2 separate regions of the Mus musculus genome follow, and region 2 is linked to region 1. A link is a loop called in an ENCODE intact Hi-C map of the cell type or tissue named here. Cell type or tissue: gastrocnemius. All regions are shown on one strand. Links, peaks and the distances in the headings refer to the core of each region. The heading gives the core; the rest is flanking DNA. Region 1 overlaps Mast4 (microtubule associated serine/threonine kinase family member 4). Region 2 holds the start of Gm24870 (a small nuclear RNA gene).

The links. Hi-C counts contacts between places; a loop is a spot of excess contacts. Peaks named below come from ENCODE experiments on the same cell type or tissue, not always from the same donor. Only the 100,000 strongest peaks of a DNase experiment are listed, where the experiment ranks them.
Region 2: a loop joins it to region 1, with 16 times the contacts of the local background. A loop is called at or near these places in 38 of 42 quality-filtered maps.

Annotation. Positions count from the first base shown.
Region 1 is chr13:103,164,399-103,180,985 of GRCm38, forward strand. Mast4 (microtubule associated serine/threonine kinase family member 4) reads right to left here. Exons shown (of 29, transcript NM_175171.3): 2 at 7,005-7,158. Among named protein-coding and RNA genes, the nearest start is that of Gm30050, 76 kb to the left of the region's middle. In gastrocnemius, for the core only: a CTCF peak has its summit at 9,568 (motif pointing right); a DNase peak (open chromatin) is centred at 9,576; H3K4me3 peaks cover 595 bases; H3K27ac peaks cover 451 bases.
Region 2 is chr13:103,637,465-103,654,051 of GRCm38, forward strand. The region is part of intron 1 of Gm30551 (predicted gene, 30551); the gene reads right to left. It overlaps Gm24870 (a small nuclear RNA gene), which reads left to right and starts at 4,462; the gene lies at 4,462-4,568. In gastrocnemius, for the core only: CTCF peaks have their summits at 7,172 (motif pointing left) and 8,727 (motif pointing left); DNase peaks (open chromatin) are centred at 5,716, 7,125, 8,774 and 8,910.

The DNA.
Region 1 (16,587 bases), core at 4,777-12,776:
CCAGGCTAAATTTTAGGAGGAAATAATGTTCCCTGGGATCATGTTGTTTGTCTTTCTTTCTTCAAGTAAGATTGTGAAAATGTTCTAGAGTTGGGCTGGGTTTAACTTAGGGGTGTAGCACTTGCCTAACATGCTTGAAGCACTACAAAAATAAGACAGACAGACAGGTTTCATTTCCAAAGCCCCAAAAAGCAAAACTTCCTCATTTTTTCCTGTGATAAAGGGAAAAATGAGGAACATTCTAACAATTTTAGAACTCCTAGTCAATGCTGTCTACAGGTTAATCCATTGGTGTAATGTGCACATTGCATTCCTATATTAATCTATGGGGAATACATTGATTCTGCTTTTCTTTATATTAGAAATAACCCAAACATCTTTTAGGAAACAAAAGGGACTCCCTGAGGAAAAAGGAGCCTTCATTCTAACTGTGAAGCTATGACACACATCACAACCAGGGAATGCACGAAATGGAGTAAGGCCACTCATCTGCATATCTAGAAGGCAGGATTCGAAGAGCCTAAAGTCTGCACTGTGAGGCACAACAGTGTGTATCTCTGCCCAGACTAAAGGGCCTGTATAATGATTAGAAGCGTGTTGCTTCTCTTCCTCATCAGGGGGCTCCAGAGCTCAGTCACCATTTACACGCTGATTCTATCTATTTAGCAAGCATCGGGCCATGAAGACAGAAAACATTAGCTTAAAAAAAAATCGGACATGATGGGCATAGCAAGCGCTGGGTCTATTGTTTAAATGTCAGCACTGAAAAAAACAGAATCAGCAAGCGAGCAATGTTTGTTTCCCTCTCTTTAACCTAGGACTCTCGGTGACCCAGATCCTTACTCTGGGAAGGAAACGTTCACAATTTCAAACATGAATACCATTCATTCAAATCATGGTGTAATTATGGCTCTTCTCATTTATCCTTTCTGAAAGCTCTATATCTTCTGAGTTATCTACATTGAACATATATTTCCATAACTCAGAAATAGACATGTTTATCATAAAGGGTTGCTTTCAAAGACAGAAACTAATTATGGTGGACAGGATCATGGGTCCTGATTGTCTTAGTTCTTAGCATTATATTCTGCATCCTGGCTCGATGAACATGGTAGAGTGTCCTTCTACAGCTTGACTCGTCCTGGCCAATGAAAAGGTAGCAGCAGAATGCTTACAAATGTTTGAAATACGTTTGTTGCAAACACCTCTCATGCTCTGGACTCTATTACTTTGTCTAGCAGATGATCTGAGAGGCAATGGGCAAAGAGCAAGTGAATCCTGTATGCAAGCCCAGTGGCGCTAACACAGGGTTCCATGTTCCAGAAGACCCTCAGCCACATAACCCAGTAACCGATGGTTGTCTGCCAATGAGTGTTCTTAGAGTATACAGAATTAATGCTGCTGTCATGGGTCACTGAATGATACAACTGACCAGTAACAACAACAAAAACCTTAGAGGGAAAAAAATTCCCTCATGGATTGAACTGCAGGGTATAAAAAAAGATCAGACTACCCTTGACACAACTACATAAGAAGGGAGCCTGTTTAATCATTGAGCCAGTTTGGAAAAAAAAAAAATATTTAGCACAGTAGTTTTCTCCCCTTACCCTATCAAATATTCAATTGTTTAATTACAATTATAGGAAGTCTTACCAAGCATGTAATAGTTTGAGAGCACTCAGCAACAGGATTTCATGTTAAATGTTAGGAACCTTTTTCAGTGTTCAAATTTATTTTTTACAGCATGATTTTCAATGTTTACATTGTTTTCCACTTTGTATATATTCTATAATATGTTTAATCAATATCCTCTCGGCAGATATTTAGATGACATGTAATTTTAATTATTATAAATAGTGCTGCTCCGAATATTACTAGTGCTAATTCTCCACACATATTCATGACTGTTTGCTTGCAATGAATTCCCAGAAATAGAACTGCTGGGCTAACGAATGTATGAATTTAAAGCTTTTTTTTAATATGCATTAATTGCTTAGATTTAATTTTCTTTAATTAAAGGACTGGGAGCCCTCCAGATTGAGTCACAGCCCCAGATTCCAAGTAAGCAAAGATTCTCCTATCTAAAATTCACTTTAATTAATCCTGCTGGAATTTAACGTTTATTTTAAACCTGTTGGGTACCTGCTGTGCTAAAGCCACTTCATAGCGGGCTGTGCAGGCACCTGCCTGGACATAATCTCTGGTTCTTCTTTACAAACCCCATGCCTGTGCCTCAGTGTCCCAGTCTGTAAAACTGGAATAAGTGCTTCCCATCTCATGGGTTAAATAAGTAATTAAATATAATTCACCAAAAGTGGTCCTGCCACACAGGATGATTTTAATACTAGATATCATTAGGAATAAATAAATGACTAGGTCACAGATTCTTCTCCTGAAAAGCTAAAGGCTTAGGGAAAACTTTCAATTCATACTTAGGCAGAATTTTTTTAAACCATTAAGATAAGCTTTTGCAAAGTCTTTGATTTTAGTTTAGTTTTTGGCAAGAAAGAGTCCAAGCTGGCCTCAAACTTGTTATGCTGCTAAAGAGAGTGGGAATGCTTGGTCCTCTCGTCTCTACCTTACATCTCACAGTGGTAAGTACACTACTACCAAACCAAACCAAAGATCCTAGAGTTGAAAGGAAGTCAAGTAGTGGGAAAGCAGCTGGCCTTTGGAGTAAGACACTAGATCAGGGTTTTGGTGATAAAATCTGCTTTCTGTTATAAGATGAACTGCAGAGTATAAAAAAAGATCAGAGTACCCTTCACACAACTATATAAGAAGGGAGCCTGTTTAATCATTGAGCCAGTTTGGGGAGAAAAAAAAAACTTTAGCACAGTAGTTTTCTCCCCTTACCCCATCAAATATTCAATTGTTTAATTATAATTATAGGAAGTCTTACCAAGCATGTAATAGTTTGTTTCAAGGTGAGGTCACTTGGTTATTGCTGCTGAAAACTGGTAGACACTTTGTTTTGAGAGTCAGAGACGATGCTGTCATACCCGCATCCCAGCGCCTGATACATGTGCAGGCATGGCTCCGAGCAGATAGAATCCTACAATCCTGTAACCCTATACACTGAGCCCTATAACCCCAGAATTCAGGAGGCCGAGGCAAGAAGATTTCCATGAGTTCAAGGCAAGCTTGGGCTATATAGTATGTTCAGGCTAGCCCAGACTACAATGTGAGACTCTGCCTCAAAAACAAAGAAACTGATTTTTTTTAATTATTTATTTATTTTATGTATGTAAGTACATGGTTACTGTCTTCAGACACACCAGAAGAAACAGATTTTTAAAAAGCAAAAATTGAATCATTCAGGACACCAAGGTGAGCGTGGTAAGCTTACCTTCCCACCAATTCCAAAGCCCTCTAATTCAGTTTCCCCCACAGATTCTGGAATACTTGCCCAATGCTGGGCTAAGCACTCCCCATGTTTCTTCACTAAATCCTCAGCTAAACTACCTAGAGGACCAGTTACCAACACTTTCCCCCACTCCCCACTATCTCAACTTTCAAGGACCTATTTTCCAAAATAGGCCACTTACGCTCAATGGTTGTTTAAAGCTCTTCTAAGGATGACTAAACACTCTTTTAAATAATGATCTCGCCTAAGATTTACCCATCCACAATAGTTGTACAGCATCCGAACGGGAAGAGGACAGACTTGATAGAGTTGCCAGGTGCAAGTACTCTTTCTCCCGAAGCTAAAGGCCAGAGTCCACGCTCCAGGTCATAAGCTGCAAGATCAAAGCTTTTAATAAACCACTTAGGCTGAAAAAGGTGAGAACAGTTACTACCCAGCTGTCAAAAACAGCTCCATGAAAATAAACTTTCTAATTAAGATGAATAAACAGGGCAAATCTTAACCATCAGGATTCCATTGCCCTTCCAGTTGGTTAAGGTTAGACTCCAGGACTCTTTAGACCGTATTACTTACAAAGGCAATCTGCATCTACCCAAGGAAATGAAAATGGTCCTAACAGGCAGCAGGGAAGTGTTCTCAGAACCCTACGTGCCAGCACTGGCTATTCACTCAGGGAAGAGCAATCTTTTCTATTTTTTGAGACAGGGTCTCAATACATAGCCCAGGCTGGTCTTGAACTCAAAACCTGCCTCTTGCCTCTACCTCTAAGAGCTTTGATGATATGCATGTACCACTGTGCATGCAGGGTGTAGGTCTGTGTGTGTGTGTGTGTGTGTGTGTGTGTGTGTGTGCGTGTGCATGTGTGTGTATCATACGCATGTGTCCTGTGGATGTGTTTAAGTGTATATGGTAGTATACACACACATATACATGTGTGTGGTATATATGTGTGTACATGTAAAGGGTCAGAAGTTGACAGGAGTATCTTCCATTTTGCTCTCCGTCTTAACCATGAGATGAGGATTCTCAGTGAACAGTAAGTTCTCCAATTCTGCTAGACAAACTGCACAGAGTGTCCCTAGGACTGTCCTCCCTTGGTACTGGGAACACGGATGAACACTTCCACACACTGCTTTTACATGGGTGGAATTCAAGCCTAGCACCTCACAGGTACACAGCAGACACTTTACAGAGCCACTGTGTTAGCTCCACGGGCTTCTTCTGTCTTTTAAAGTTTATCCTTCCCTGGCCTGGATCTCGCTCCCTCCAATCCAGCAGTGTGCCTCTCTGCACCAACTGCTCCAGCCGCTCCAACTATACTGGCCATGTGGCAGCAGTATTTCCGTTCCTTAGAAATTCCATTTCCAGAAAGCCAAAGCTTTAAAAATAAAAAAAATTTTAAAAAAACATAATTCAAAGTATTTTCCAGACCATTTATGAACTGGCAGACGAGACTGTCATAGGTAGACAAATTTTTCTTCAGGGCTTAAAACCAACGATGTTCCTCCAAAATATTTATGTTTAGAGGAAAAAAATCACTAAGATGAAATAGGAAAAAAAAAGTCAAATCTGCAGTGCGTTATAGTTTGGTTTAGCATGAAAAGTGAAATGGCGAGTCTCTTCTAAGTCTTTTGCTTTAACTTATACTTATTTGGCTTTATTTTCTTTAAAAAACTAGAATAAAAGTCATAAATTTAAATAAAACTTTTACATATAAATAAATATAAAAGATACTTGTATGAATATGTAGGGCTTCTTTTTTAATAGATATTTTTATTTTCAATGGACCTGTACTTATACAGACCCACAGACTAAAATGTGCATTTCTTCATTTCCTTCCCCACCTTTCTTGCTTTCTTTGTGTGGTACTGGGTTCAAACCTAGGGCCCATGAATGCTTAGGCAAGGGATCTATCACTGAGCCACAGCCCAGCCCTAATACACTTTTCAATGCCTTCACTGAAAACTTTGATTATTTTCAACAATACAGAATGACTAGATCAGAGTAACTGGCAAATTTCTCACCTCCAGAACACAGCATTCATGCTGAGAACATTCTAGGTCCCTCCCCGCCCAGAGTTTAAAAATGGAACTCTTAAAAATGGAATTGCTTCCAATCAGTCATCCAACTGTGTTAAAGAATAATCATTTCTTGCTGTCTAGTGTGCCAGCCATTCCCTCTGCACCTTCCCCGTCCCAGGCTCCCCTACTTCCTCTCTCCTCGTTAACGTCTCACCGGCAGGAGCTTTAATGGCTCGCTCATAAGTAACACACACTATTTGCTTCTGTGTTTAAACATTTAGGTTACATGTCTGTAACTGTGAAGTTTTACAATGGAGAAGATTTGATAGATACCTCACAAATGAGAATACATAAGCATCCAATAAGCACAGAGCATGCTCTAAAATACCTATGTGCCACAGTGTGTGTCACACGTGACTTCTAAGGATCCAAGTGTTAAAGGGCTAGATCTGGTATGAGGTTAATGCGCAGTGCAGCTTGAAGAGGTGGGTCCAGCAGGAGGTCTTCAGGGGATCATTGGGGTCATGCTCTTGAAGTGACTTGTGGGAACCAATTCTATCTTACTCTCTCACTTCCCCACCATAAGATGATCAGTCTTATTCCACTGTGTGCTCTAGTCATGGGGTGCTGATGTGCCCAGCCCCAAAGCAATGACACCTACCAAGCCTACTAAAGCAGCAAGCCTAGAGAAACCTTCTCATTTTATAATCTGATTGTCTCAGGCTCCTGTTAGAGTAACAGGAAGCTAACAGAAAACTCAAAAGGAAACTACAATCTCTAGAACAAAGAAAATGACCAAATTTACAAAGACTGGCCATACCACAGGTTGGTGAGAAGGCACACTAATTACACTGCTCACCTACTGTTGGTGGGAGTATAAAGTGTTTGTATTTGGGCACTTTGTCAGTTTCTTATGAATAGTAATATTGATATAATAATACATACATATTATTAAAGTGGTATGCTAAGTAACAGAGCAGATACAACATTCACACTGTATGTCCCAGTTAACACAAAACATTTAGGATTAATCTCGTCTGCAGGGAAAGTATATGTACAAGGAGTGTGTGTGTGTGTGTGTGTCTGTCTGTCTGTCTGTCTGTGTGTGTGTGTGTCTGTGTGCATCTGTGGGCACCTATGCCTTTGTATGGATGTCTGTGTGTGCCTGTGTGTTTAACTGTGTGTATCTCTAAGTGTCTGTGTATGTGTCTGTATATAACTGTGAGCATCTGTGTCTCTGTATGTATGTTTGTGTGTGTCTGAATTGTTGTCTGTCTCCACCTACATTTTTACATTTTGATCATGCTGGTAGTTACACCAAAATATGAATTTTCCTAAGTGCATTTGTGTATATTCAAAATACGACCAGGTCATTGTAGGTAAACTATATTCCATAAATTTTACCGCTCAAGTTCTTAATTTAAACTGCTTTCTAGACTTAAGTAACACTTTCCAAAAGGGTCTACAGGCAAGCTTTTACACACGGAACTCCAAGGCTGTACAGAACCCTGTAAGAAAAGCACAATTCCTCTTCCCGTGACCCATGTCACCCCGACTCACCTGTGACCTATATCACCCCGACTCACCTGTGACCCATGTCACCCCAACTCACTCACCTGTGAGGGCTCCTCCCAGGCTCCCCCGCCGCAGCTGCTTCCCATCCTCACTAAGCTGTCTCTTGTACTTCAGTGATTTTCCGAGGCCGCAGGCCACATCTGGGTTGCTGCATTTCCGAAACGGCATGGGTGGCGGAGACAGTATGTGGTCAAGCTGTGGAGAGAAGGACAGTGCTATCAACTCTGGGGGACACCCAGCACAACCAGGAGACACCCAGTACAACCGGGGGACACCCAGCACAACCGGATCTCACGCTCTCTTCTGTGCATCCCCGTCTCTAAACACACTCCCTTCAGCGCTGGTTTTAATTTGATAAGTTTAGAAAGCTCTAAATTTTATTCTTGTACCTTCTGTCTGAGAGTCAGTATTGCTCGCCGCAAAATCCCAGTACCAGGTTTTGACGGCAGGTCACAAACACATGAGCAGCAGGCCATAGGATTAAGTTTAGTAGATGATGACCACAATTTTCAATGCAGTGGGATAGTTATTATTGGACCCCAACAAGAGCTGGGAAGATGGCTTGGTCACCAAAGTGTCTGCAGTGAAAGCATGAGGACCCAAGTTTGTTCCCCAGCATCCATATAAAAATACCTTGGCATGGTGGCACAGGATTGTAATCCCAACCCTGGATTGGATTGGGTACCTGGGTTGGCTGGCAAACGAGTCTAACCTATCTGGAGAGTTCCAGACCAGTGAAAGAGGTAAGAATGTGCAGTTCCTAAAAAATAATGCCTGAGGTTGACCTGTGGCATCCTCATACACACACGTACACTCAACATCATACAACTACACACACACATACACACAGAGAGAGCAAATAGGAAGGTATTGTTTCATAACTGAGTGAATTATACATACATGCATACATATGTAGCCTGGAACCCCATATAAAATAGGTCCTTCTGTGGATTCCCCCACTTTGAAATACTGCTATATAAAAGCAGATCAAATTTCACATATTGCTCACACACATACATGGCACAGGAGAGGAATGTCTAAGCACCGCAGCCCTTAATGGAAATCAATACACCCTTATATCACTGTATAGCTCTTAAAAAGAAAGCCTGTCACAGAATCAGAGAAACCAAAGTCACTTCAAGAGCCAGCTTTCCACAAAAGAATCCCCTGGGTCAAAGCACTCATGTCAAGATCTGCTCCACTTTCATGAGAGCACCTGAAGAGAGCCGCACCTTCTACACGCTCACCTGCGAGCTGAAACGCCCGTGTGTGTGCCGAGATATTATTAAGGACAAAAATATTCCTGGGCATATACATATGTGCTTATCACTATTAAGTGATTAAATTCCAGCTGTCACACAAAAGGGCAGCTGCCTACAATAAAAGCAGGAAATACTTGGACAACACAGCTAAATGCTGTTTTAAGGACGGTTTTACCAAAGTAGTCGGACTTTGCTATCATGAGAAAGAGATGGAATATAATTTTCTGATCTGTTTTTAAGACTATCACAGATCTTCTTATAGGAGAGAGTGAGTAAGAACGGGGTCATCCTTTTGGCTGTCCGCGTGCTACAGTATATTCAAAATTGCCAGGAAAAGAAACGACTGCCTGGGAGTGGCCGTCCCCTCCCTAGATAGTTGAGCCTGAACCTTCATCAGTTCCACAAGATGGGAACGGTCTCCCAACCTCAACTGCGTTCATTAGCAACACGTGATGGATCTCAAGCACTTCTTAAAAAGAACCATCTGCAACTCCCAGACACTCAGGTCTTGGCTGCATCTCACTGCCAGTTGGTTTTGCAGTGAGAGGACCCTGAAGAAGGAGTAGTCCATCGACTCCAGGATCAAAGCCAAATCAGGAGGGGAAGGGACTCCAGGGGACACTTTTCAAAGTAACAGCCCTTTCAAAGGAGGGGGTGTAGTCATCTGAAGATGTCAGCCGGCTGCTGTTTATCATATAGATGTCCATTTATGGGGGCCTCCAAGGAGAGACTCCTGCCCAGCCTTAGATGTTTTGCCCTTAAAGCCTACAGACAATGAAGCACCTGAAGAGTTAGCTACATACGAGCGACTAGAAAACACAGAACCTGCCTGCAGTCAGACTGCCAAACAAGAGAGATTACTGGTTCCCTATTGTTGGTACCACTGTATGCCCTTACCTATGTGCCCTTTTTCAAACTGCCAATTTATTGGTGGTGGTGGTGGTGGTGGTGGTGTTATTGCATTAAAAATTTTTCAGAAGAAAACCTGTGACTATGGAAACATGGAACAGATTGAGGGAGAGGATAAACACCCTTTGTCTATTGCCAGGGCAGAAATATTATTCCTTGCCCATATGGTTTTCACTCCTCCTCCACCCCACATCCATGCATCAGCCCCCCACTCCCAGTATCAGCTGCAGACAGACATCTCATTAATACTTTCGCACCCCTCTTCTAAGAACATAATCTCTTCAATGCCTCTGTAATCTATATGCTCTCACACAATGTCTCCAATCTTTTGCACTATGGAAAAGGCTGGGGAAACTACAAAATAAGGCTCTATCGTGTAGACTTAATATTATTAAGTTGCTCTTTTCCGTGACTAGGAAAATTGTGGCCACAAGGTGGCAATGTACCATAGATAGTCAGCAAACTGTTCCATGCTTGCTCCTGCTAATAAATGTACCAAGAATTAGTGGCCACCCCTTCAAAGCAATCGAGCGGGTTCGGGTCCATTCTACTTAGTTATTTTCTCTTAATTACTAGTGGCAGCTGCATAAAATACAAATATTTATTGTTTAAGGTCCATCAGCTGCTGCTGCCCGTTTTTCATTGGCTTGCAGAATTGCAATTAATTACTCTGGGGAAGAGTGTTATATCGCAAATCAACAGAGGGTGGAAAAGTAGAAGAAAAAAAAAGAGGCCTTTCCTAAGCAGGAATTATGCGATTCCCTTATATATTTTCAAACAGTTACAAACGACATGGGACACATGTGGAAGAAAGAGAAAGAAATTAAATGAGAAAGTGAGGGTGAAAAAGAAAAAACAAAACAAAACTCAACCCCCTTCTCCATCACAGAAATGAAAACATGAACTAATAGTTCATCGGCTGGATTTTTTGCTTTGTTTTCTCTTGTCTTGTTTTTGGTTTTTTTTTCCCCCATCAGAACCATAGCCTCTAGAGGAGACTACTATTTTAAACCTGGGAAGATCGAGGCAGTGAACAGTGAAGGCTGAAAAGTCTCAAAACCAGCACAGGGCAGCTCTCCAAGATCCCAGTTCCGGCCTCTATCAATTCACGCTCCCAACAGGGCTCTCTCTAAACATATCATTTTTCCAGATTTTCTGCATTGTTGGTGGCTTTAGTCTTTCTATAGTAATTAATCAAAGCCTTTCAAAATGGCCCACTGCAGCCTGGCACTTTATTTTCCATTTTTTTGCAGGGATTCCAACATTCACAATCTCTTAAAAAACACTTCATCGCACCCAAGAGCTGATGGTACGTATTAGACCTGTCATTTTGAACATCGCCATTTACCTGATTTCCAGTGAGTCTATACCCCAACTATGATGGTGATCTACCGGTTTAACTAAAGACAGAGGACGTCCTAAAACTCTGAGGCTCAAGGCCACTGGCTGAGGTACTTCCAGGGTCTCTCCTTCAGCAAACAGCAGGGTACTCACAGAATCCAATCCCACTCCTTGGTCACCTAGCAGGCTGCTAGCCATAAACACATTGTACTGAAGAGGTCATCTGAAGAGATGCCTTTCTTTGATCTGCCAATCAATCCTGATTTCTGGTGCCTGGACTTCCTCAAAATTCCCTATGTTAGTTTCACAAAGTCCTTTACTTCAAAGAAGAACCATAGAACACTGGACAAAGGTCCATTTGACCATTACTAAATTAAGAATTCATACAGAGGTAGAGCATGTTGCTCCATGCCACAGTGGGACAGTTGCTCTTGCTGGAAGCCTGTCCCAGGAACTACAAAAACATCTTAGAGAACCAAGGTGGCATGACGAAGAGAAATCTGTTATAGTCGTGACGGAAAGTTCACAAAACCACAGGTCCCGTGACTGTTCGTCACAAGCAATTCGTGTAGTAATCTCACATCTATGTTTGCTGTAATTGTCTCTCATTGCTGTCTGGCAAAAAGGCTTGAGAAGAACAGAATGCATCATGGTTACTTGTGGCTCCTGCCTTCAACAAAGATGAACACAAGTGGGTCAAGACATTCATGAGAGCATCTCATCTTTGGTCCCTTGGCTTTCCCCATCACTCCCACATCTGCAGATGTCAACCATACGCACATTTTCCTGGGCTGAGCCCCCCCTGTCATGGCGCCATCTTCCTACTTCCCTAGTGCACACTTTCACCATCCACAAACACATACGGCATGCTTCCAACTTAACTGCATTCTCCCACTTGATCTTCAGACATGGCACTGCCAGACACATCCGTTCTTCCCTTCAAGGTTTCTGTGTGATTACAAGGATCTTACAAAGAGACAGAGAGACAGCTCAGCTTACAGTTACAGACAGAAACTCATTTACCCTGGCTAATCAGCTCACAAGCTTTATAAACAGTCCTAACTCCAACAGTATGGTCTGCTAACTCATCCTTCCCAATACAGCTCTAGTCCCAGTCGCTTCACCATTTCTCCTGCTACCACCTTGTCCCTGACATAGCAACGTCTCCTTTAACAACCTCCCAAAGGCTCCTTCTGCCTTCTCGCTAACAGCAGGAGAGTAGCCAGTGTCCCTTTGAAAGCATATGCCAGATGCGCCAGCTGATTTTCTGGAGTCCTTTCCCAGACACTCCTTCAAAACAACTCAGGGTCTGCACACTGGCCTGCCAGGCCCTTCCACCTGCCTCACACAGCCAACTCTCCCCTGTTCTCATTACACATTGTTCTTCTGCAGATCTGCAATGGCTGCAAACATCTTCCTGTGCATTTTTTCCCTCCTGGGAGACACTCTTAGCTTGCTTCCCCCATGTCCAGGGCTCCACCTGAGGGGCAGTCTCCCTGGGAGGCTTCGGTGCTAATGCACAGATTACTATACTCCTCACTTAAGTCCTTCCCCTCTCTTTTCTTCATACATCTGCTGCCACGGCACATATGAGATCCTTTATGCTCGTTTATTGTCATTCTTCCCCAGCTATAGTTGGAGTAACAAGAAATTCTGCAAGTTTGTTTCTTCTGCCTCACCCTTACAACAGGGCTCATTAAAAAAAAAGAAAAGAAACCAAAGAAAGATTTTTAGTATGAACAAGTGTCTGATATGTAGAAGTATTTAGTTAAAATATAATAGTGAAAATAGAGAACACATGCCATAAAGAGCCTTTATCGTTGAAAAACTAAGAAATCACGTCAAATGTAACCAAGTTGAAATCTTACAAGGCATCTCCAGTACTTTGACAAAATTGAGCATTTCACGTATGGCGAGAGCCTTAGGTCATATCAAATGGCATCCTTTATAAGAGTTTTTTTTTTTTTTTTTTATTCTAAACCAGCATGCTAATTTTTGACAGGGCTATCTCTGAAGGTGATTCCTAAATAATGAATTATTCGACCTTTTAACTATATCCCTACTGGCATACTCACGTGTGTCCATTAATCGAGTCTCTTTCTGCTCCATTCCTCTTTTCTGTAATTCTGCATTCATTCCCAAGATGTGACACTTGCATTTTAAAGACCCATCCAGAATGCACGTGCCCTACGGCCAAAGTTCACAAGTCCAAAGAGTATCACCAATGTCATTTGCATTCCTAATGGAGCCATGGCTAACGTCCTCTTTTGTGCTTTAAACAGAGAAAAGGATTGACTAGGAATGTAGGTTATGAAAACGTTGCTCAGTCATTCTATTTCTTGGTATTAAATATTCTAAAAAAAAAAAAAACAAAACCAAAGATACAAAAATACCTGAATCAGGAAACTGCGCAGACCTTGCTTATAGCTCCCATCAAGTACTTATCCTTTCTCTCTCTCTTCCTCACCACTCAATACAGAATCAAATAGGCAACTTAGAACGACTTTACTGTATTTTAAAGTTAGATTTTACTTTTAAGCCAACACTTAAAAGAACAAACAAGCAACTGACAGAATAGCCTTCTGTAGCTAGAGACGTTTACGGCAGGATTGTCACTAATTCCACAACAGTTAGGTGCTCAGACCAGAGCTGACACATAAGCGTCTCTATTAACGTATTTAACTCTTAATGCATCATTTCTTCACCCACAGAACATTAGTAACAATCATACTGATCCCCTGAGTGGGATGTAAGGATTATCAGCTTTCGTACATGTTCGCGCCTGAACATCTGATAAAATAGAAAGGGCACCATTTGTGCTTGCTGTAGCTACAATCCATTTCACAAAAGTCACCTCTTCTATCACCCAGGCGAACATTTCTACATGGAAATTAAACCTGCTGCAACTTTACCTGGGACTTTGATTTCGATTGTTTGTTTTCAGGGTTTTTTGGTTTGGTTTGGTTTTGGTTTGTCTGGTTTTTTTGTTTGTATAGGCTAAGAGAGAATAGATGGGACACAGAATGCCTGATTCATAAGAAGTCACATTTTCTTGTCCTTGTGTGTGTCATCAGCCATGGTATAGCGTTTGGGAGGAGCCTTGAATCCATTCCAGATGCTCAGGGACAGAATTCTAGGGCCATGCTCCAGGCAAGCCACTTCCGTCTGAAGACTAGATGTCAGGTGACGAGGACATGTAGTTGAGGCATGAAAGGGGCTAACACATCCAAGCAGTCCATAGCCTAAAACACTGGTGCGCACTCTGGCACTGTCTGCAAGGCTCAGCTCAGCTGACAGGCAACACACATGGCTCAGAGTCACACCACTGCTCTGTACCGCTCAAGAGTATGTAAGAAAACACTTCTTATTCACGGCACTGCCTAAAGAATAAACCAGGTCCCCTTACTGCTTTCTAATATCTAAGTATTGACCTGTCAGGCCACCAAGAGAGTGACAGTCCTGACCATACTGCATTGGGTCTGCTAATTGATTTTGCTGACAATCAGTCTGGATTACATCCCCCCCAAGAACACGGGCTTCTACTTAATGATGCTGTAAGCAACATCCCTCCAAATCTAGCCGCTCGGATCCAGAGTGTACAAGGGAGGAATGCACACCACGGGGCCCTGATCAACACTCATCTCCACGTATAAATATTTATTTAGTAAGCAGTTTTGTTGCTATTACTGTTTTCTTCTTTGAAACAGTGTCTATGCCAGGTTGGCCTCAAATTCAAGACCCACCTGCCCTAGCTTCCTGATTGCTAGGATTAATACAGATGTGCACAACTGTACACAGCTTATCAAGCAGCGATATGCTAGGCTCAGTCTGGGGCGTGGGAGTAAGCAGACCAACAGTAAACAATACAGACCCAGTAGGAGGACATTCAAGCCTGGAGAGGGACACTGGAAAGATGTTTTCAGGCCTCAGCACTAGAACCAGTGTCGTTGCTGCTGGGCTGTTGGGAGGGTTTTCCCTTGGGAACTACATACCTAGCAACATCTCTCTAGACACCTAGGCAAAGCCTCTGACTCCTCACCAGGAAGTGCAATGTGTCCCATTTCTAATCTTAACTTTATGCAGACAGACTTCATTTTATCTTCTAAAGTGAGATTTGTGGAGATTTTTACACACACACACACACACTCACTCATTCACTCACTCACGTACACATTCACACAATCTCAAGCACACATACATATATACACGTGGCCACACACACATATCCACACATATCTGCACATGCAACTCAGCCTCATATATACACATACATACCCACACATACACACATACTCTCTCACACATGCATACACATACTCTCTCTCATAATGCGCGCTCTCTGTGTGTGTGTCTCTCTCTCTGTGTCTCTCTCTGTCTCTGTCTCTGTCTCTGTCTCTCTCACTCACACACACACACACACACACACACACACACACTAAACAGTCCCTGGAACCACTCTTGGACCTCACGATTTGGAGGAAATGGGAAGTGTCGTATCTGAGCCCAGAGACGCTACTAAATTTAACTTGCCAAGCACTCGGCTGCCCCAACAACAAAGACTTACTGGATCTATGTCACGATGCCACTGCTGAGGTCCCTTGGCTCTGTGCTTGCTCTATTCTTGCTTATTTTCATCTATTTTTACATTATATTCCCCTACTAACTTATGTGTTGTAGTAGGTTACTTTATGAGAACAAGCTGGCTATAGTGACTCATGCTGTATGTAACCCCAGCACTCTGGAGGTAAAGGCAGAGTTGAAAGTGTAAGGCCAGCTGCCACTACATAGTGGGTGAGGCCAGCCGGTACTAAAAGACCTATCTGAAAAAAACTTTTGAGAACAAAAAGAAAATGGAAGAAAAAAAAATAAGAGTCAGTAAAACCCTTCATGTTTACAAGGTCTGGTAAGCCAGCAATTCCCCAAGCCCTAACTTACTCAAATGATTTAGCTGTTTATTGCGATCATTTTCTCAATAAATGGACTTATCTTCAAATAAGGCATCAATAGAATATATTTACACCGGAAAGTGTACTAGATAACAACATCATTTTCTATCTTTGATGTCTGTCAGGAGGAAAAAGTCCAGAAATTTGAGATTCACCTGCCTCATCTCCCAAATACCGGGATTACAGGCACACACCCCATGCCTGGCTTCTTTGATTTTGTAGTTAATTCCTGGGATCACAGACATAATCGGCAATATAAAATAAGTTTTAGAAATGTCCTAAACTGTGTTGGATCAAACTATAATGACATTCACCTGCGCTGAGCTGTACCCCAAGGTTCTCTGCTTGAGAACATTGGGTTTTCTTTCCTGAGTGGAATATGCAAATTACCACGTTGATAATGTTACTTCCCTCGCCTGTCAACTTCAAGAAGGTCAATTCCTTTGCTCATGAACATCTTCACAAACACATACTCGGCAAGAGATCATGGTCAGAGCCCAAGGAAGGGTGCCATGCCGTGGACACCGAATCACAGCCGAGTATGACGTGGACACTGAGCAGCAAGTTCAATCATTGAAAGATATGAAGACCAGAGCTAACGTTATTTGACAGCCTTGAAGCATGGCATTTACCCATACACCTTTCAGAATATTAATTGCTACTCAAAGTTTGGTTCGGGAGCAATGCCACTGGGGAAAACACAGGAAACATACAACTTGAGTTTGCATATATGGATCACCTGGTTTTTTTCCTGCTGTCTTAATATTCTGGATGTTTCCCTGACCTTTATTTAAGGATCTAATCTATGCCGGTGGTTGTTTACTTATCTGAAGTCGTTAAAGTCCCTTGACACCATCCTGTCCCCGACAGCAATATAACTAAAAAGTCTGACCCTGGTTAACAAGCAGGGAGAGAAAGCATTTCCCCTGGGTTATTTCCTGCAGTAGGAACCAGAATGGAAAAGTCTCACGTGTGTATCACAGAAACGATCAGTATATACCCACTGCCCCTTTTCTCAGGGTTAGCTTTTATAAATGATATTCCTAACTTGCCAAATGGGGGAACAGAGATGCAAGGATTCAACATCTTCAGCTCACTAAGGGGTAACCTTGTGGATCAAGTCCAGTATCCCTAACTCTGAAGCCCGATTCCTTCCACGCTCTCAA
Region 2 (16,587 bases), core at 3,608-11,607, 470 kb after region 1:
CATTGCATGGCCTGGTGCCAGCAGAGTTCAGAAGAGGGTGTAGGATCTCCGAGAACTGGAGTTACATGACATTTACAGGATTACTGCCCTGTCAGTGTTGGGGACTGAACACTGGTTCCTCTACAAGAGCATCAGGGCTTTTAAGCAGTGAGTCACCATTCCAGGTTTTAAGAAAGGGTCAAGGATGTACTACAATGGAAACATTTGCCCGGTGTGTGAAAAGCAAAGACTCTCCCCACTCAGCCTCACAAAGCAAGCCTGAGATGACCTGCAGCCCAATGCCATGAAGTTTAAGCCTGGATGAGCAGACCACAAAGACAACCTCTTCGAGGTGCCACATAGAATAGGTAGGGCATAGCCCTCCCAAGATCACTCCAGACATCCAAAGGCATCAGGTAGCACTAAGATGAATAAGAGGTGGAGAGGTGGAAGAGAAGGCGAAGCAGAGGGATGTGTGCACAATGAAGAGAGGCAGAGCTGGAGACAGGAACATGGCCTCCTAAGGCCATGGTAAACTCTTCACCTGTGTTTCCACCAAGGGCCATGTCTGGCTCTGCAGCAGTGTGGATCTGTTACCACTAAAGGCTAGGTAGACATTCCTGGTCTGGGCTGCAATGTTGATGTCTGAGGGCTATACAGAGCTAGCCCTGCCCCTAAGCAGCTGTAGTACTTACCCAGGAAGCAGAGCAGAGCTGGCCCTGATTGGGGCAATGGAGAGTGTAAGCATGAGAAAGCTGACCCTGCCACTCACCTACCATGTGGTGGCATAGGCAAGGGAGTGTTGCCCTCTCCCCTCATTCCTCCCAACATATGGCAGGTGGAAGAGCTGTCCCTAGGGTCAATGAGAGTAGGGTGCTGGCCCAGGCCTCTACCAAGTGTAGCACTCCTGAGAGCAGGCCCTGCACCTCACCTGGGCAGCACAATAGACCTGACCCTGCTAGAGGATCCAGCAGCCTCTCAAGCCCCATCCCTTACAGGGCATGAGAGCCAGAGAGCCGGATGCTGGTGAGCTTGTCCTGGAGGTGTGGGTGCATGAGAGCCCAACCCCAACATCCGCCGCATCTACAAACTGCCGCCGTGCATGAAGGGGCCAGTCCTAGAGATCTGAAGCTGCAAGATCCCCATGTCACTGGGCAACAAAAGATATCTAAGAGGAGTCCCAGTGAGGACCCAGTATTGATAGTGTAGCAGGAATCAGATATCCTCAAACCAGGCCAATGACTCATTGCAGTGAACATTCACAAGTAAAGAAGTATAAGGGTATACTGTGGGACACACTGGCATAGACTACAACTTCCCCAAGGGTTTTTTTTTTCCTGTTTGGGGGGTGGGGGAGGTTGTAAGGGCAGAGGACAGGTACTTGAGGGTAGGGAGATGAGTGGGATTGGTGTGCATGATGTGAAATTCATGGAGAATCAATGAAAAAGCTAAATTTAAAAAAAAAAGAAGCAATTTCTACAAGCCCTGAAAATACTGAGACTGCACAGAGAGGGAGATGGCCTAGAAGTACCTTTTATTGTTAAAAATAACTGGTGGTCCAGCTATGTGGTTTAGTAGTATGCAAGCACCTGTTTTGTTCTGCTGCTGTGTGAACAAGCTATAGAAACAGCCCACAGCAGCACCTCAGTCCAGGCAGAGCAATGGGCTCCCTTTGACCTGCATCTCCCTACTTAATAAAAGATTCTATCATTTAATAGAACAGAAAGGTCCTCTGAGCTGCTCATGGATACCATCTCAACGGCCTCTAGAGAAGCTTTATGCAAGCTGTTGGGAGTAATCCTTAAAGGATGGAGAGTTTCGTGATTTTTGTAAAACCCACATAACTACTATTTGTAACTGGCAAATTAAAAGAAAAACATCTTAGGATAAGGCAGGATTCAGTTTAAGGTCTGCTTTCATTAGAACATCCTACCGAGTAGCAAGAATAGAAAGAGATTTCACTCTCCAGTAATTACCAAACATACCAAAAGAGTAAATCTCAGCACTGCTTAAATGTGTTCATGGTATTAGCTGATGGCAAAAGACTGTGGGTTCCAAGTGTCTTAGTATCCATTGTCTCTTGGTATCTCTGTTGAGAGAATTCTGCTGTCTGCCTCCATGCCACCATGTTGTAGGTAATTCCCGGACTTTACCTTATTGTTTTTAGATCTTTTGAGAATGGTTTTACTCTACAGTCAAAGCTAGCTTAAAACTCACTAGATAGCCCTAGCTAGACTAGAACTCATAGTGATTCTCTTGTCTCAGCCTCTTGTATACTAGGATTACAGATGTAAGGAACTACATTGGCCTTTCTTAGGGTTTATATTATGCATTTTACCATAATGGAATTGATCAAGGAATTTTTTTCCAATCCTTTTTGGCTGTCAATTCTTTCTTTCAAATTACTAATTCTTTCCTTATCTGTGTCTAAATTACACTACAACCCATCTCTGAGATTTTTAATTCAATGAGTCTACTTTCCCTTCTTTAAAGTTTCTACTTACATTTCTTACTTCAATTAAATAAGTTATTTTTTTTCTGTTGGTACTTCTACATGACTGGGATAGTGGCAGAGTCTCTTAGCATGTGATCAATCTGAAGTTGTCACTTTAATTTTTCACCATGACTGGGAATAGGATTCCAGGCACCTTGATTTATAACATACAGACTTGCAAGAACATGAACTTAGGACCTCTTTATTGTTAGAATCACCATGGAGCAGGAGAGATGGCTCAGTGGTTAAGAGCACTGGCAGCTCTTCCAGAGGACCTGGGTTCAATTCCCAGCATCCACACAACAACCATCTATAACTACAGTCCAAGGGGATTCAACACCCTTTTCTGTCATCCCTGGTCATCAGGCACGCATGCAGTGCACAGACATATATGCAAGCAAAACACTGTACATGTGAAATAAATAAATAAATCCCAACCAAAAAAGAGAAAGAAAGAGAAAGGCCATAACAGGAAAAGGGACAATAGGAAGTAGAAACCTGAAAGACTCTGTATGCTACAGAAACCACAATTACATCGTGTACTCTAATCACGGGTACAACGTGGCTTTGAAGCTCCAAACTCTTCAGAGAAAACTTTGCCCAAGAGACAAGGTGTTTGATCTTGTGCATAACAGCTCTGAAGGAACGATTTAGAGCAAGTAAGCCAGCAAACACTAAACAGCTGGATGCACGGTGGCCTGGCGACCTCGGGACTGGGCTGCAGGGAAACTGCTAATTGGAAATAGAAGATCCGTGTGGTCCTTCAGACCTGGCGTGTCAAGCTGCTGTTCTATTTCTCTTCCTGTTTTCCTATTGCAGGGGAATCGAGTGAAGAGAACTTTCAGCTGGTCAGCAATGCCAAAAGGCTAAAGGAGACTGGCTCTCTCAGTAGCCAACATGCCACAAAGAGAAACGTGCGTGGTCAGATGGAGATGTGGCAGAAGGCCACAGGCTACAAATTTAGTGGTTTCAAAAATAAAAGAGAAAAAGCAAACCCCACTCAGATAGGTACACTAGCATCCTAGTCTAGAGCAGCCTTAGCGCTCAACTCCCCTACACCCTCTACAGCAGCTACCATAATGAGAGTCCACAAGAATGAAGCAAACTGGCCCATCTGCACTGGCTCAGCGGCCTCCGTGTTGGCAAGCATGGAGAACATCCTATATAAATTATAAAAAGAGTATCCCTCTAGGGATTCAGCTCTGTTGGAAGACTGTTTGCTTAGCCTGCGCAGGGCCCTGGGTTTGATCCCCAGTACTATATAAAATCTAGCATGCTGGTGCATAGCTATAATCCCAGCATTGGAGGCAGGAAGCTATAATCCCAGCACTGGAGGCTGGTGCATAGCTATAATCTCCAGAGTTAGAGGCAGGAAGATTGGGAGTTCAAGGGGTGCTTAGTTGTCCTCAGCTACGTATAGAACTCAAAGGCCAGCCTAGCATATAGCAGACCCTGTCTCAAATAAATAAACAAAAGAATATACTTTGAGAAATACTGTAGTACAAATTATTTCCACATTTATAGTGGATATTTCAACTTAGCATTTAAATGAAATAATTACTGACTAGTGGATGATTCTCATTTCAATGCATAGATTAAATTTCTACCATTGGGGGGAAAACAAATGGAAAATGAGGCGAAGCTGGATTCCACATTACCCACGCATGGAAAGAACTGACTGTACAAGCAACTTCCTCTAAGGCTCTCAACCTTGGTCACATAGTCTGTCAACTGAGGCACTTAAAAAATACCAATGTCTGGGTGCTACCCCAAACCAATTAAACTCAAACATCCAGAGGGGGAGCCCTGGTATCAGCAATTTTTAAATGCTCACCAAGCAATTCCTATTTGCAGTCAAGGTCAAAACCCACCAGCTCTGATGAAATCTGAGGGGTTAGTCCTGAGAATCAACTGTCCGCTCTCAAATGGCATTCGGGCCCGACCTCAGAAACAGTTAGGCATCTGACACAAAAAAAAAACCAAGAATCGTGCTCGCTTCGGCAGCACATATACTAAAATTGGAACGATACAGAGAAGATTAGCATGGCCCCTGCGCAAGGATGACACGCAAATTCATGAAGCATTCCATATTTTTGTGGAACAACAATATGAACTAGCCAGCACCCGGGAGCTCTTGTCTTTAGCTGCATATGTATCAGAAGATGGCCTAGTCGGCCATCACTGCAAAGAGAGGCCCATTGGACTTGCAAACTTTATATGCCCCAGTACAGGGGAACGCCAGGGCCAAAAAGGGGGAGTGGGTGGGTAGGGGATTAGGGGGGTGGGTATGGGGGACCTTTGGGATAGCATTGAAAATGTAAACGAGGAAAATACCTAATAAAAAAGAAAGAAAGAAAGAAAGAAAGAAAGAAAGAAAGAAAGAAAGAAAGAAAGAAAGAAAGACCAAGAATCAAACAAAGCACCAGGAAAGCAAACTCCTCTGGGATCCACAAACACAGACTCTGCAGGTAGGCCTTCCTGCAGAAGCCAGAGCGGAGAGATCGTCGCAGGGATGTGCGCCATTCCATTCTCTGTCAAATAGTGGCTAAAGCAGAAAATTAGCTCTGTCGTCATCATTGATTAAGCAGTATTTTTCAAAGCCTCCAGTCATCAGTAAAGGAGTCCTACTCAACAGATTAACAGATTATTTTAGTGATTAGCTAGTGGTTTTCATTGGGTTAGCAAAGTGCCTTATAGATGCAGTGCACCCAGGCATGGGCTGCAGCTGTGACAGAGGCAATATCTCCATGCCTCTCCCTGACCTGTGCCTGATAGCCCCAGGACCAGGAACGCTTGAAGAGGATGCATAGAGCCTGGGTCACTGTTGTCATTACCTCATCTACTTCCTTTTACATTCTAGTTGGACTTAACAATATTCAGCGCTCTTTCTCTCTCTCTCTCTCTCTCTCTCTCTCTCTCTCTGTGTGTGTGTGTGTCTCTCTCTCTCTCTCTCTCTCTGTCTCTCTCTCTCTCTCTGTGTCTCTCTCTCTCTCTCTGTCTCTCTCTCTCTCTGTGTCTCTCTCTCTCTCTCTCTCTCTCTCTCTCTCTCTCCTTTCGCTAAGGAAATAAGCACAGTAGCATGAAACTTGCCTTCTCTAAATCCTCTGCGGTTGGTGAGGCATTTCCACACGCTTCCTCTATACACCTCCCCTTTTCACATCATCAACAACGCAGCCTCAGCGAGCTGGGCTGTACCAGCCAGGCAATTTTTCAGGTGCCAACATGTGCCTTGAGTATGCCTTGGCCAAGGCAGTGGCTGGCAGCCAAAGAACCAGGCAGGGACACTTCATTCTTGCCCTGAATTCGAATTCTAACGCACCAAATCTCTTGCCCGCCCTGCTAAAAAAAAAAAAAAAAAAAAAAGGTCCACTCCTTGTAGCCCTTAACAATTCCCTCTGCAGGCAGCAGCAGCTGGAGATCATGAAAGACAGAGAGCTCAGGGCCCAGGAAGCTGAAGATGCAGGTTTTTATAGCCAGGAGACCTTGAGTGAGCCATTTAACCTCTCTGACCTTCTGTTTTCTCTTCTGTAAAATGGAAATAAAAATATCCATCCTGTCTTCCTTAATAGATTGCCGTGAGATCGGGGTGGCATGATAGATGTAGGGGCTTTGCAAAATGTTAAGTCCCAAGTTTTATCTTTACAGCATATGATCCCGGCTCCCCTGAACACCATTCTTCATGACAAAGAGAGCCGTCAACATCAAACACACACTTGAAGGGCCCCTCTGGGGACGAAAGTTCTCCTTCCTACTGTCTGACTTACTGATGGGGATAGATATTCCCAAGGCATAGCAAATTCTGCTGGCCTTGGTCCCCTGAGAGCTGTCACAGAATATATGACAAAAAAGCCCAGAAAAGATAAAGGGATTAAAGGGATCAAAGGAAGAGGTTTTGTTTTAGCAAAGGCCTTTTCCATAGAGGTTATTAGAGAGGACAGACTTCCTGATCACCCCTGATGCTTCACATGGGGTCCCATGTGAGGCCCATTCAGCCAGAATGACCTCTATGGAGAACTCACATATCCTGAAGAACCTAGCTACCTGGATTTCAGTTTGTCAGTTGTACTTGGACAGGCAAAACAGGCCAGAGAGCAAGAACTTCACTGGTGTGGGAAGCAGTCAGAGGAGAGCGAGATGGTCCATCGGTGAAGTGCCTGCCGAGCAAGCAAAAGAGTCTGAGTTCAGAAATCCACGTAAAAAGCCAAGAATGGCCCCTGTGCCTACAATCACAGTGCGGGCTGGGAGGGGATTTTTGAAGGGATGCTGCTCAGCCTGTCTAGCCAAGCAGCAGATTCCAGTCATGGAGAGACCCCTGTCTCAAAAAGTAAGAGCTACAGAGGAAGGTATAAACATTGCCCTCTGACCTCTCCCCAACTGAAGAAAGCACCAAGAGAGAAAGAAGTAATGGGAGGGGGGATGAAGGGAGAGAAGGGAAGGGGGGAAGGGGAAGAGGGAGGGAGAGTATGTTAGACAGAAGAGCAACAACAGGAGTTACCCCAGCCAAGGGATGGCTGCCTTACAGTTAAGTAGAATGAAGCTGGGCTCCTAGGAATGAGTGTCACATTAAACAAAAGATTCAATGTGGAAAGTGTAGCCAGTACAAATGCAGCTTTTAAACATTAATAGAAGGAGAGGCAGGCACAGTGGCTGGGCAGGCCTCCCACTGGTTCGTTCAAGAAACTTGATGTGTAGTGACATCTAGTGGCATCACATATGAAAGGCTGCTGAAGTTTTTTTTTTTTTTTTTTTTTTTTTTTTTTTTTGAGTGGATGAATCAAAGTTTGTCTATATCTACAGGACAGAGAGCAGCCTTTTGTAATTCTCTGCCGCACTTGCTCATGCTCCAGGAACTAGAACTTTGAGAAAACCCATTCAGTGGTCATGTATGGTAGTGGAAACAAGAAAGGGACCAAGCATCTTTGGGCTTGCTATATGTTTATTTTTATTTAAATCGGGGCATATCACCAGTTGTGTTCTTGAGTCCATGAATGTAGCTGCGAGAATGAGTGACATATGGGCCAACGATCTAAGACATGTTGCCTGAACGGAGAGAGAAGCACTAAAGGATGACGTCACGTGGAGAACATGTCCCCCTTTGAAATAACACTTTTAAAATACATTTCATCTCAAACTGGCTGCCATTCTTCCTTTTACCCGAGAACTTGCAAGGTTTCCTTAAAAACTGTGGCATCCCAAGCTGACCAGTACAACCTAAGTTTTACTGTTACACAGACCACCAGCAATGTGGGTTGACGGTAGCAAGCTAACACTTTTCCAGGGTGTCTCAGAAAGCTCAAGCTGTTCCAGCAGATAAGAGTCTGCATTTCTGAGACACCCTCTCCAATCAAGAAATGAGTAGAACTCTCTGAATAAGCCAGCAGTGTCAGGATCGAGTGGAGAGAGAAGAAACCTCCCTGGAGGCTGCCTGAAGCCCAGGGAAAGAGCGACCATATGGCTTCCCGTTCTTGTCCTTTGTTAGGCACGGTTCTCAAAAGGAATAGAACCAACAGAACATAAATACATTATCAAAGGAGAATTATTAGCTTGGCTTACAAACAACCTGAAGAGAAATCCCTTTATCTTTCTCCAAGCCATCCAACAATGGCAGCCTACATGCTGGCGAGGCAGAGGTGCCCAGAGAGGTTAGGTCCGTAAAGCTGGATGCCTCCACTCAAAATGGGTTCCAAACAGCCACCAAATCCCTCAAGAGCTGTGAGTATTCAGTCCACATGGAAAGAACAAAACAGCTGGAGTGTGTTGTCATTGGAGGATGGCAGCAGCAATGATAGGCAGACTCCTGACACTTTTGTTCTTGGAGGGCATGGGATGGTCCCACCCACTCCCTCTAAGACTGGGTCTTCCCCTCTCAATCCTCTGAATCATCCTCATAGACACACCATGTCTCCTTCATTGGTTCTAAGACCCACCAAATCAGCAGTCAAGACCGACACATCACACATTCCTTACTGAAAAGGCCTCCTGCGGTTTTGAAAAAGTGTATGCTCTCCTATTTGTTCAACAAATAGTTCAAGACCAAGATTATGAATACATAAAAATAAAACAAAATCTTCTCTGTAGAGTGTTTCCTTGTCTTGGTCATTGCATTTGTCATATGAAGTGGCTTTTGAGCTCAAGTTAGGACTACAGTTGGAGCTTGTTTAAGACTTCAAATCCTGTGTCACATTAACGCAAGGAAATATGCTTGTAGATCACCTTTTGGTACAATCTAGCTCATCCAGGCTGAGCTGAGTGCCCGGAAGCGCCTCCTAGTGTTCAGTAGCAATATCTGCACCAAGGACAAGCTCAGCGGCTAAACCATAGATACCATCCAGCCATGTCTACCTGGAATGTTCCAAAGCCTGATGGATTGGGGGAAGGGATAGAAGGGAGCTGGAGGCTGAAGAATCCTGTCACTGTTGTCATAAGCACACTTAACCTCAAGTCCAATAACCCCATCAGACAGGCAGCTCCCTGCCCTCTAAACTCTCCAGAAAGAGATGTTATCCCCTTAATTGGTCAGTGGGCGTATTCCTCCCATGTTCAGATGTATAGTGCTATAGCTATTAGGAAAGGCACCCTGGAGAACTGGACAGGTGTATGAAGTGTGCATGAGTTGATGCACGCTCTCATGTATGTATGTATGCATGCATGTATGTGTGAAAGCTTCCTCTCCCAAATGGCCTTTCCTAGCCGTCTACTACAAGCATCCCATCTGCCCTGCTCATCACCAGAGACCTTTTCTAGCCTCCAGATCTGATCTCCAGTCCTCGACACTGCCCATCATGGCATCAGATGGCCCACAAGAATTTCACCTTCGTGTACAGAACTGAACTTGCCCTCCTCTCTCAGATCTACACTACCCTCCTCCCAGACTCCAGCTCAGTTACTGACACACCATCACCTGCTCACTCAAGCAACTTTTCTCGCACGCCTCTCTCCGTCCAAGTTCTAACGAGTCCTGACCCTGCTTAGCTCCCAGGATCTGGAATGTTCAGAATGGCATGGCTGCACATATGTCCTTTCCCCTTGCTTCCCTCCAACCTCCCCTAGCCCAGAGAATTACCAGGCCCAACGATTCTTCCCTCCAAGTCCCCCTCTGCTGAACCTCCCATCCTGTCTCTATTCATGCCCTCAGTTCCTTCCCCTCCATTGGCTTTAGAACAGCCACCCAGCCTTCAGGCTCACCCTCTCTAATACGATGCCACAGTAGCCTTTTCAATCCTGCCTTTGCCATCCTCTTGACTGAATTCTTCTGCCCGAGAATTCCAAGCCTTTCCCTAACTTGGATTCTAGGAATCATCTCTAAACAACCTTCACGTGTCCTTCATGTGCCTTACCTATGCAGATAGAATCTTGGAACCTGCCATCCTCCTCTGCCCTCTGTATCCTTGTGCATGCTGCTCCCTCTGAGTATGATGCTCTTCCTTATGTCCCCAGATGTCCACTCACTCCCTGCTATACCGGTGGTTCTCAGCTTTTGGGTCTCAATCCTTTTAGGGGAGTCAAATGACCCTTACACAGGGGTCATATATCAGATATCCTGCATATCAGATATTTATATTACAATTCATAACAATAGAAAGATGAATGGTTAGGGAGTAGCAGTGAAATAATTTTGTGGTTGTGGATCACCACAACATGAGGGACTGTGTTAAAGGGTTGCAGCATTAGGAAGGGTGAGAGCCACTGCTTTGTACAGATTTGGTTGCACCTTCCTCTATGTTTATGAAACTTTCTCCTTTTTTCTGCGCCTCAACTTTCTGTATGTCTCATACTTCTGTTTTCCTATTCTTCTCCACTAGAGTGCAAAATCCTTAAAGGATATGTCGGTATCTTTAATACTCTTTTTTACCTCTAGCATTTGGCATAAATTTGGCATTGATTTAATGGTTCAGTAAACATTTGTTAAAAGACTGGAGAGAAAACTTAGTTGGCAAAACGCTAGACATAGAGTCATGAGAAGTTGCGTTTGATCCCCAAAACCTATGTGAGAAGTCATATTTGATGGCACACACTTGTAACCCTAGCACTGCCTGAGACAGGCAGATCCCTACAGTTCCCTGGCCCAGCAACTTGACCTACTTGGCAAGTTTAAGGACAAAGAGTCCCTGTCCTAACCAAGTGGACAGCACTTTCAGAGCACCCAAGCTGGACCTCTGGCTTACACACACAGGAATAAAATAAGCATTTGTTGAATGAGTCAAAATGAAAAACAGCCAATTGCCTGCACACAGCAGAGGGCCTTCTGAGTCAGAACTCAGACTCGTGAGTCCTACTGTGCATTCCGCAATTTCCATCATGCCGGTGGTCCTTCCTCCTCCTTCTTCCCTGCTGACTGGCATCCTCATTTCCCTCTGGGAAAAACCCTTCTCCATGAAGACCATATGGGAAAGTGGACTCGGTTTCCAGTTCCAGAATGGCACATTTCTATCTTAGTGATTGGCTCCAGCAGGGCATAACTGATTTGAGTCCCATAAGTCATGGGAAAAAAAAAAAAAAAGAAAGATTCTCCACGGGCTTCTCAAAGGCCCAGGAGGAACCCCCACTTCCTCTTCTGGACTCTGTCAGATGCAGGCCATGGCCAACTTCCAGCCTAAGAAGAAAGGAAATACCAACAGAGCTCAAAGCGCCCTGCAGTGATGGGGCAGGAGCCTCTGCACTCAGCTACACTGAAGTCCACACTTACTCCCAACTTCCAGTCTCACAAATCCAATAAACCTCTGGTTAAATCCTTTGGTTTTATGCTATTATTACTACTAATAGTGAAATGTGTCCCCTGAAACATACATTCAAGATAACACATGTGTGCATGTGCATTTGAAAAGTAAGGAGCCATCATTTTTGCCCTGCTTAATTCTCTGACAACAAACCATCTTCCCAGCCACCATTCCCTTTGCTTTTGAAATACAGTACAGTTGAAGGAAAATTGGAAGAGCTGCCATGGTCAGCTCAAGTGCATGACGCATCAACAGGCAGTGTGGTCACGTTGTGACAAGCTTGTCTAGAAGCTAACACTCCAATAAATAAGTTGACATGGGACTGTCAGAACTAAGTTCAGGGTCAAATTTTAACTACTCTTTACAGCCCCACACTTTCTCTCCTGGCCTTAAGCACTCCAGTCTATTGATATACCCATCAACTTCCTGGCTGGTTGTCTTTTTTTTAAAAAAATAAAAATAAAAGCTGTCAAATCAAAGTGGAAAGTCAAGGGAACATGGACGAACCCAGGCCCCATGAGAGTGACTGTGGAGCTGGCCAGAAACATCCTGTGTAGATCACTTTTCACTGAGGGAAACAAAATTCTTGGGGACCTTTGTGGGGAGATGCAGGCAGGGTTTCAGGGTGTACCCCAGGCTAGCCCTGAATTCCTGATCCTCCCAAGCGCTAGATTGCAGGCAAGGGCCACCACTCTAAGCTTCTTGGGGACTTTTGGAGTAGAAAAGAATGAATCAAGGAGGTGTTTGTAGAAATGACAGTGGGGTTGGAAGCACACCTGTCAAAGGTGTGATGAAGCCAAAGGAGCTCCAAGGCAGGGTCAGAAAGTAGACGGGAACTGTGCATTCAGCTCTGCTGCTGCTGAAGGAGTTGCTCCTGCCAATAAGCAGAAGGCCACCCAGCCCAAGCCTGGCACTGTGCGAGCCACAACAGCATGTCTGATGAAGCTGCCAACAGTCACACTTGGCCACCAGCTATAAATACAACAGCCCCTCACCCAATCCTAGTGTTCATCTCCTTCCATGGCACCCCAGGCAAACACACAGGCAAATTGCTTCTGGGCCTTTCCTTCCCTGGCCTCCAAGGTTGAGTGACGTAGAAACAGTCAGTCCATTTTCTCTTGCTATAATGAAATACCTGAGGCTGGATACCTTGAAGAGATTCATTTTGTCTATTTGTTCTTTTTTTTTTTCCATTTTTTATTAGGTATTTAGCTCATTTACATTTCCAATGGTATACCAAAAGTCCCCCATACCCACCCACCCCCACTCCCCTACCCACCCACTCCCCCTTTTTGGCCCTGGTGTTCCCCTGTACTGGGGCATATAAAGTTTGCAAGTCCAATGGGCCTCTCTTTGCAGTGATGGCCGACTAGGCCATCTTTTGATACATATGCAGCTAGAGACAAGAGCTCCAGGGTACTGCTTAGTTCATATTGTTGTTCCACCTATAGGGTTGCAGTTCCCTTTAGTTCCTTGGGTGCTTTCTCTAGTTCCTCCATTGGGGGCCCTGTGGTCCATTCAATAGCTGACTGTGAGCATCCACTTCTGTGTTTGCTAGGCCCTGGCATAGTCTCACAAGAGACAGTTATATCTGGGTCCTTTCAGCAAAATCTTGCTAGTGTATGCAATGGTGTCAGTGTTTGGAAGCTGATCATGGGATGGATCTCTGGATATGGCAATCACTAGATGGTACATCCTTTCGTCACACTTCCAAATTTTGTCTCTGTAACTCCTTCCATGGGTGTTTTGTTTCCTATTCTAAGAAGGGGCAAAGTGTCCACACTTTGGTCTTTGTTCTCTTGAGTTTAATGTTTTTAGCAAATTATATCTTATATCTTGGGTATCCTAAGTTTCTGGGCTAATATCCACTTATCAGTGAGTACATATTGTGAGAGTTCCTTTGTGATTGGGTTACCTCACTCAGGATGATGCCCTCTCTCCAGGTCCATCCATTTGGCTAGGAATTTCATAAATTCATTATTTGTTCTTAAACATCAAATAAAGGCTCAGCAGCAATGCCAAACCAAACTTGAAAAATAAGAGAAAAAAAATATCATAGTTCTAGAGATCCAGAAACATGGTGCTGGCCTCAGGTCAGCTCTGGGTCTCATGATGGATGGTGTCACACCATGAGTACATATAGAAGAGATCACATAATGAGACTGAAGTCAGAGAGAGAGCCATGGGTCAACTGTTATTTTGTAACAGTTTTTACATGAGGAAACTAACCAGGGTCCCACAAGAACTGTATTAACCCAGTCCAAAGGCAATAACCTCAGGGTTCCACCTCTTAGGGTTTCAACACTCTCAACATCATATCAGGGGCCAAATGTTCCACCAGAGAACATTTGAGGGACCAACCACATACAAGCCACAGCAGGGGACAAGCCATGATTGTGAGAATTTAAAGGGATATCAAATATTTAAGGTCCTTTCATGTGTCTGTTCAACCTCCTTGCATCTATCCAAGGAAAAGGGCTCAGGGGGGTGTAAGAAGACAAGAGCTAGATCATGTAGGCAACCCCTAGAGCAGTGGCTCACAACCTGTGGGTTTTGACTCCTCTGGGGATCAAATGACCCTTTCACGGGAGTCTCATATCAGATAGCCTGTATGTCAGATATTTACATGACAATTCATAACAGCAGTCAATTTACAGTCATGAAGTAGCAACAAAATAGTCATATGGTTGGGGGTCACCACAACATAAGGAACTATAGTAAAGATTCACACCAGTAGGAAGGCTGAGAACCACTGACCTAGGGGCTGGGAAGAGATGTCCCAATGCTTACTATCTGGTGGCCACTCATACGCATGGGCTCCAAAGAATGTCCCACTTCTCTCCTCAGATCATCTGCAAATCTATACATCCCCCTTTATTTTCTCTTAACCTTCTCTTCTCTATATATATCATCCCAACTCCCATTGTCTACACTATGGAATGTCCCTAGAGTACCCCTGGAGGAAGCAAAGAGAAGGACAGATCTGAGTCTTTCGAGTCTCCATAGCAAGGAAACTTGTAAAAAACCTTTCTCCAGCTACTAGTGACCATCCTTAGAACAAAATCAAAAAGTCTTACTAAGCTAAAATAGTTTCTGTCTTTTCAGGGAGCGAGAGGAAGCATCCTAGAGTTTTAGCAAACTTGATTTGGAAAGATGTCAAGCACATACAGGGTAGCCACAAACCATGCATGTGTTTCTGAATGGGGCCAGTCCCCCTTCTGACCCCTTCATACTAATGCCATGCTTATGGTCAATGGTCAGTTCCAAGCAAACAACGCTTTCACCCTAATTCCTGTAAGAATGCTTAGGAAGCCAAGGTGAAGCCTGAGGCATGCTGTTTAGCGATCAGCTCTGCACGTGGCATGGCAAAGCCAATATATGGGAAGTTGCAAGTGTTCCACTCACAGATCTTTCCCACAGGCCACCAGTGGAAAAGATGACAGCTACTTATCTCTGAACACTGGGAGATAATGACCTACCAACCTAGTATCTTGGCTAGCTAGCTATTGCTGTGCTAGACACCATATACCATAAACAACTTGGGGAGGAAAGCATTTCTATCAGCATACAGCTCAGTCCATCAGAATGGGAACTCAGGGCAGGAACCCAAGGCACAAACTGAGGCAGAGGCCATGGAGGAATCTGCTTATTGTCTTGCTCCTCACCACTCACTCAGCTTTCCTTTTTATACAGCTTTGGACCACCTGCCCAGGGATGACACTAGCCACAATGGGGTTGGTTTTCCCACGTCAATCATCATCAAGAAAATACCTGACAGCCCTGCCTAAGGTCATTCTGATGAAGATATTTTCTAAGTTGAGGTTCCCTCTCCCCCAGATAACTCTATCTTGTGTCAAATTGACAACAATCAATCAATAAACCAAGAAATAAATAAATGCATACATACATACATACATACATACATACATACATACATACATACATACTAACCAGAAAACCTAGCCTCCCTCGGCATCTGGGTCCAGACCTTCCTATCAGATTGAGCTTGGAAGTATCCCTCAAGGAACATAGCTTCATTTTAACCCTGAGAGACCCATAGGAGAGGACTCAGCCATGCCAGACCCAGGCTTCTAAACCACAAAAGCAAAAATAGCAAACAGGGGGATCCTAAGCCATGCAACTTGGGGAAATGTCATGCTGCAAGAGGAACCTCATACAAATACCAACTTTGGAAGGTCTTGACAAGGAAGAATACAGGAGAAAGCATTCAGAGGAGTTACTGGTTCACAATAACTGCTCAGTAAATGTGCCTACCACATCAATGAGTCAATAGCAGATGCTGAGAGCAAATACAAACCTATACCATTTTCAGTTCTTACCCTGGAGAAATTTACTTAGCCTCTAGTCTCAGCTTCTCCACTGGTAAAATTAAGTGGTAGAATTCAATAATGACAGTGCTCAAAGGTTTAGTGATGCTACTATCCAAGAAAGTAGCACAAATTATTGCTCCTGTGTGGAAATGATACCAGCCCAGAGAAGCCAAGTAACCAGATAGCATCCCCTGTATAGTGGCAGGCTGAGGTCTTAGGCTCATCTTTCTGCCTCCCAGACTCTTGCAACCAAACCCATTCCTCAAAGAACCCTGGTGATTTGGCAAATGTATGATTGAGACTTAACAGTGTTTGCTGCTGGCTGTTGCTCCCAGTGTCTGGATTTATCAAAATAACCACATCTGCTCTGTTCTTGTGTTGATATCTGCCTGGCCATGGCCACTGTCCGTTGCACATCCCACTGGCTTGGTTGACTTTCTCAGGTGTATTACAGGGTCTTCATCACACAGCATCCCAACATGAAGGAATAAGAAATGAGGCTTGGCGTGGCGACATGACAGGAGACAGGACTTGGGCCATTGTCTAAGAGTGGTCACATTGACTGGGACAGAGACTTCCAGAAATTTACCCTTATTGGATCTCAGAGGCCAGTTTCTAACAAAATAGTCGCCAGGAAGTCTTGAAAAAACAGGAACCCTGAGAGTGCAGTTTTTCAGTTTATTGTCATGGCTGGTCCCTTCCGTTGTGTGAGAAGGATATAGGGGTAGAAGGAGGCAGGATGAACAGTCAAAATCATTGTGGTTAATAATTTGTCTTCCTGGTCCATTTAGAAATGCATTATTAAAAAAATAAAAAAGAAGAAACGCCATTATTCTTCAAAATGCTTTAAATTTATCACTTAATTCAGAAGTAATCTTTGTAATGAAGTTCGTCCAGCAGGAACAGCTCAATTGTATCATCGCCCAGGTAGTAAAAGTTGCCTGCCCGTTAACTAACACCACCACATCCCTACACTGGGTCTGAAACAGAGGAGCCAAAAGCCTCCCTCTAGCCACTGTTCAGCTTCCAATGCCTGAGTTAGACCCTCACATGACCTAGGAGCTGC